Linked DNA regions of Homo sapiens: region 2 is linked to region 1. A link is an interaction called in ENCODE POLR2A ChIA-PET data of the cell type or tissue named here. Cell type or tissue: Panc1. All regions are shown on one strand. Each heading gives the region's core, and the rest is flanking DNA. Links, peaks and the distances in the headings are about the cores only. Region 1 overlaps DLGAP1 (DLG associated protein 1). Region 2 has its middle 5.3 kb from the start of TGIF1.

Region 1 (2,916 bases), core at 190-2,689:
TGTCTCCACCATTTGTAGTTATTGTTGTCAGAGTATTTTTAAGAAAATCCAGCACCAGGTGTGGTGGCTCATACCTGTAATCCCAGCACTTTGGGAGGCCAAGGCAGGAGGATCGCTTGAGGTCAGGAGTTCAAGACCAGCATAGCCAATATGGTGAAACACCATTTCTATTAAAAATACAAAAATTAGCCAGGTGCAATGGCACACGCCTGTAATCCCAGCTACTTAGGAGGCTGAGGCAGGAGAATTGCTTAAACCCAGAGGCAGAGGTTGCGGCAAGCTGAGACTGTGCCACTGCACTCTAGCCTAGGCAACAGAGTGAAACTCTGTCTCCAAAAAAAGAAAAAAAGAAAATCCAAGGCATCGTGTCACTTCCCTATGTAGCTCACACTTATAGAAAACATTTTTTATATGTATAATCATAGGCCTTGTGCGGTGGCTCATGCCTATAATCCTAGCACTTTGGGAGGCTGAGGCGGGTAGATCACTTGAGGTCAGGAGTTCTAGACCAGCCTGGCCAACATGGTAAAACCCCATCTCTCGTAAAAATACAAAAATTAGTCGGGTGTGGAGATTGGCCCCTGTGATCCCAGCTACTCGGGAGGCTGAGGCAGAGAATGGCTTGAACCCGTGAGATTGAGTTTGCGGTGAACAGAGATCGCAGCTACTGCACTCCAGCCTGGGTGACAGAGTGAGACTCCGACTCAAAAAAAGGTAAAATATTATCATGCATTATCGTACGTAACAAAAACAATAATTTTTTTTTTAAAAGACAGAGTCTTGCTCTTGTCACCCAGGCTGGAGTGCAATGGCCTGATTTTGGCTCACTGCAACCTCTGTCTCCTGGGTTCAAGTGATTCTCCTGCCTCAGCCTCCTGAGTAGCTGGGATTACAGGCACCTGCCACCATGCCAAGCTAATTTTTGTATTTTTAGTAGAGACGGGGTTTCACCATGTTGGCCAGTCTGGTCTTGAACTCCTGACCTCAGGTGATCCACCCGTCTCGGCCTCCCAAAGTGCTGAGATTACAGGGGTGAGCCACAGCGCCCGGCCAATAATTTCTTAATTAGATTTAACATCTACTATAAATCATGTTAAGTGCATTTACTAAATGCACCAAACTAGTGGTGTCAAAGAGTAGTGAGTTTTTCCCTAGGGGAATCATTTTTTTAATGAAATGGAGTCTGGAAAATAACAGTTGTCATCAGACTGGGGATATCTTCACTGTGTCCACTCTCTCACTCACAGCTCCAGTCTGCTCCTCCTGCCTGACCCCTGTCAAATGACTGACTAGCTTATCGCTTGCCTTTATGGGCAAGTTAGGAAATTCATTAACGGGTTTCTGTAAAACCCATAAATGGGTTTCCTTTGCTTCTTCATATTATGAGTGCAAACAACTTGGCAGTGGAAAAGTAAATCTCCTTGACATTTGCCCCTGTTAGTGCCACTGCAGACTCACCTGAGTGTTGACCCCCAAGCACAATTAGGTCTTTGCCCTGGTGACAGGTAAACAAGGTATGTCTCAGCAGCAGTGGGAGCAGGGGTAGTTTTCAGTAAGAAAGTCTTAGTTGGATCATCTTATTCACTTTTCTCCTTGTGGACATACTCACAGTTTATCAGATTTTCCTAGGAAAAATGCCAGCAACTAAGGAACAATGACATCCCGTGCCACTGCTCAATGGCACAAACTTTCAGATTTCAATTCTCAAATTTGGTTCTCCTTCTAGCTTCCTGATTGGTGTTCTCTCTCTCTCTTTCTTTCTTTTTCTTCCCTCCTTTCTTTGGTTTTCTTTTCTTTCTTTTGGCAGAGTCTTGCCCTGTGACCCAGGCTGGAGTGCAGTGATGGGATCATAGCTCACTGTAGCCTGGACGTCCTGGGCCCAAGTGATCCTCCCACCTCAGCCTCATGAGGAGCTGTCACTACAGGTGTGCACCACCATGCCTGGCTAATTTTTAAAAAATTTTATAGAGATAGATTCTCACTGTGTTGCCCAGGCTGATCTCAAACTCCTGGCCTCAAGCAATCCCCCCACTTCTGCCTCCCAAAATGCCAGAATTACAGGCATGAGCCACCCACCCAGCTCCTGGCTGGCTTTCAACAGGACTCTTGGAAACTACTTATCTGTTGTTTTCTTTTAATGGGCCTTTCAGTCTGAGACTTGATCTACCTCTCTCAACCCAACTCTATAATGATGTGTGAGGATACTCATTGTATAAAGATTTAGGAAAAACTAAAGGAGCTAGGAAAACAAGTCAGTTGTATTGTAATACAATAACATATATTTGAAAGGTTGAAAATCTTGTCAGAAAACCAGCTTCTCAGCCTATGTTCAGGATGAAAGAGAAACGTATTTGTATTTTGAAATGTACACTGCTGGCAAAGTCCCAAGATAATGAACATGAGGGAACTGCCCAACCATCTGTTGTTCCAGGCCTAATTTGTTGTTCAAGCTGAACTGGGTATCGCCCTGGTGCTCCTGTAATGCCCTGTGTATTTGTCCTTCAGGTACTTCCCACATTATTTTATAATAACCGATGTATCTTTCTCTTCCACTAAAAAGTAAGCTTTCTGAAAACAGAAATTATTCTTGTCTTACTCATCTTCATATCACCAGACCCTCTGACGCATAACAGGGGATCAGTAAATATGTATTTGAGTCCTTGAAATATTCTGGAAATTCTGTTTTATAAAAGTATTTTACTTAGCAAAACCTTTCTTCCTAATTAGCTAAAAAAAAACTTCAATAAGTAATACCTCAGTCCTTTCAGGCTGCTATAACAAAATACCCTAGACTGGGTAATTTATAAACAATAGAAATTTATTGCTCACAGTTCTGGAGGCTGGGAAGTTCAAGATTAAGATACTGGCAGGTTTGGTGTCTGGCAAGGGCTGCTCTCTGTTTCAAAGATGGCGCCT
Region 2 (2,916 bases), core at 312-2,811, 86 kb after region 1:
CAGCTACTTGGGAGGCTGAGACAGGAGGGTTGCTTGAACCTGGGAGACAGAGGTTGCAGAAAGCTGAGATCGTGCCATTGCACTCCAGCCTGGGTGACAGAGCAAGACTCTGTCTCAAAAACAAAAACAAAAAAACGGAAAGATAATTCCTTGAGCACAAGCTTCACTCTCCTTATTCTCAACATCTGTGTCTGTATTATTCTTTACAGTTTATGAAACACTTATTTAATCTCACTTAATGCCCAAACTAGTGATGTTAGTTATTTTTTTTAAAAAGTCAAGATCACTTAACACATCCAAATATAACAAAGTTAAAAGGCATAAAACTGGGTACCCAACATAAATTATCTGATTATAAATCAAGTGGTCTCTGGGAAATCTTGTCATTTCAGAAGGTCAGATGGATGTGGAGGGCAGAAACTAACCTCAGATTATGCCAGGGACGCCAGGGCCTCCTGAACACTGTGGGGGGTTGTGCTCTGAAATCTACCTCCAGTTTTACAAGAAGCTCTCTTCCAATCTGTCTGCGCTTTTTTTTTTTTTTTTTTTTTTGCTTTTCTTCTCTTTTTTTTTTTTTTTTTTTTTTTTTTTTTTGAGACAGAGTCTTGCTCTGTCACCCAGGCTGGAGTGCAGTGGCGCAATCTCGGCTCACTGCAAGCTCTGCCTCCTGGGTTCACGCCATTCTCCTGCCTCAGCCTCCCGAGTAGCTGGGACCACAGGCACCTGCCACCACGCCCGTCTAATTTTTTGTGTTTTTAGTAGAGACAGGGTTTCACCATGTTAGCCAGGATGGTCTCGATATCCTGACCTCATGATCCGCCCGCCTCAGCCTCCCAAAGTGCTGGGATTACAGGCGTGAGCCACTACGCCCGGCCTTCTTCTCATTTTTTAACTACAAAAAAAGTTCTGAAAATTCAAGCAAGAGAGAATATACTAAGTGAGACATGGCCGACCTGGTAACTGCCCCCTTCCATTCTTCATTTAGGCATTTGTATATTATGCACAAAGGCAATGGGTTTTCCATTGTTACTTGTTCCCAAGTCCCCTCTGCCCGGGATGTTCCTTCACCACTTGTTGATCCTCTGGCAGTTTCTCACCAGTCAAGGCTAGGCCTAAATGTTACTTCTTAGAGGAGTCTTCGCTGATCACCTGACCTAAATTAGGTAGCCCCGCTGCCATCGTGTGGCTCAGGAGTTCTCAACCACAGCCCTATTGACGTTTGGGGCTGGATCATTCTTTCTTGTGGGGCTGTCCTGTGCATTGTAGGATATTTAGTGACATCCCTGGACACTAACCAGTGTGTGCCAGTGGCATCCTTCCCCCAAGCTGTGACAAACACAGATGTCTCCATATGTTGGCAGATGTTCCATGGGGATAGAAATCCCCATGGGGAGGAGGATCACCCCTGGTTCAGAACCACAAATCTAGCTCAATCCTTTATTTCTTCCATAACATCACAGTTTTCAATTATTTTGCTTACTTGACTGTTGGCTTGGTTTTTTCCCTCTGACCTCCCACTCAAATGTATGTTCATTATTAAATCTTTTTTTAAATTTGTTTTGTTTTTTTATTTTTAAAAAATTTTCATTATTAAATATTTATGCACTTAAGTGAACCGAGATCGCACCACTGTACTCAAGCCTGGGTGACAGAGTGAGACTCCGTCTCAAAAACAACAACAACAAAAAACAAAAACAAACAAAACCTTTATGTACTTAATACAGTGCCTAACACATCATAGGTACCCAATATTTATCAAATGAATAATGCATGAAAGTGAGACTATATGGGAGCTAAATGATAAGAACTTACGAACACAAAGAAGGAAACATCAGACACTGGGGTTTACTTGAGTGAGGAGGGTGGGAGGAGGGAGAGGAGCAGAAATTTTGGGTACTGGGCTTATCTGGATGATGAAATAATATGTACAACAAACCCTGTGACATGTTTTCTTATTTAAGAAACCTTCACATGTACCACCAAATGTAAATTAAAGTTAAAAAATTTTAAAAAGACAAAAAAAAAAAAAAAGAAAAGAAAGTGAGACTATAAGAATAATTTAAAATAAGAATACAGGCCGGGTGCAATGGTTCATGCCTGTAATCCCAGCATTTTGGGAGGCTGAGGCAGGTGGATCATGAGGTCAGGACCTCGAGACCAGCCTGGCCCATATGGTGAAACCCGTCTGTACTAAAAATACAAAAATTAGCTGGGCATGGTGGCACAGTGGTGGCACGCGCCTGTAGTCCCAGCTGCTCGGTAGGCTGAGGCAGGAGAATCGTTTGAACCCGGGAGGTGGAGGTTGCAGTGAGCCGAGATCGTGCCACTGCAGTCCAGCCTGGGTGAAAGAGCTAGACTCCGTCTCAAAAAAAAAAAAAAAAGAAAGAATACAATCATTTATTGTATACAGCATGCCAGGCAGTATGCAAATACTTTCCTTCTTTTATTTTATTTACTACTTAAAACAACCCTAAGAAGTACTCATGGCCAGGTACAGTGGCTCATGTCTGTAATCCCAGCACTTTGGGAGGCCAAGGCGGGCAGATCATCTGAGGTCAGGAGTTCGAGACCAGCCTGGCCAACATGGTGAAACCCCATGGTGAATTCAAGTGAATTTCAAGTGAATTCGTGAGGCACGAGAATTCACTTGAACCTGGGAGGTGGAGTGAGCCGAGATTGCGCCATTGCACTCCAGCCTGGGTAACAGAACGAAATTACATCTCAAAAAAAAAGTTCTCATTATTATTATTTTCATATTATATTGGCTGGGCTTCGTGGTATACACCTGTAGTGCACAGAGTTAGAGCCTGCAGAGCCTGGAAGTTCAAGGCTGCAGTGAGCTATATTGCACCACTGTTGTCCAGTCTGGGAGACAAGAGCGAAACCCTATCTGGAAAAAAAAAAAAAGTATTATTA

Evidence for each region. ChIA-PET counts read pairs that join two places held together with the same protein. Peaks named below come from ENCODE experiments on the same cell type or tissue, not always from the same donor. Only the 100,000 strongest peaks of a DNase experiment are listed, where the experiment ranks them.
Region 2: POLR2A ChIA-PET joins it to region 1 with 7 read pairs; 11 of 35 experiments call an interaction of 5 or more read pairs at or near these places.

What each region holds. Positions count from the first base shown.
Region 1 is chr18:3,529,291-3,532,206 of GRCh38, reverse strand. The region is part of intron 10 of DLGAP1 (DLG associated protein 1); the gene reads left to right. Among named protein-coding and RNA genes, the nearest start is that of DLGAP1-AS1, 63 kb to the left of the region's middle. In Panc1, for the core only: no CTCF peak of the experiment used is centred there; no DNase peak of the experiment used is centred there; H3K27ac peaks cover 1,608 bases.
Region 2 is chr18:3,443,402-3,446,317 of GRCh38, reverse strand. It overlaps a transcript of TGIF1 not described here. Among named protein-coding and RNA genes, the nearest start is that of TGIF1, 5.3 kb to the left of the region's middle. In Panc1, for the core only: no CTCF peak of the experiment used is centred there; no DNase peak of the experiment used is centred there; H3K27ac peaks cover 2,106 bases.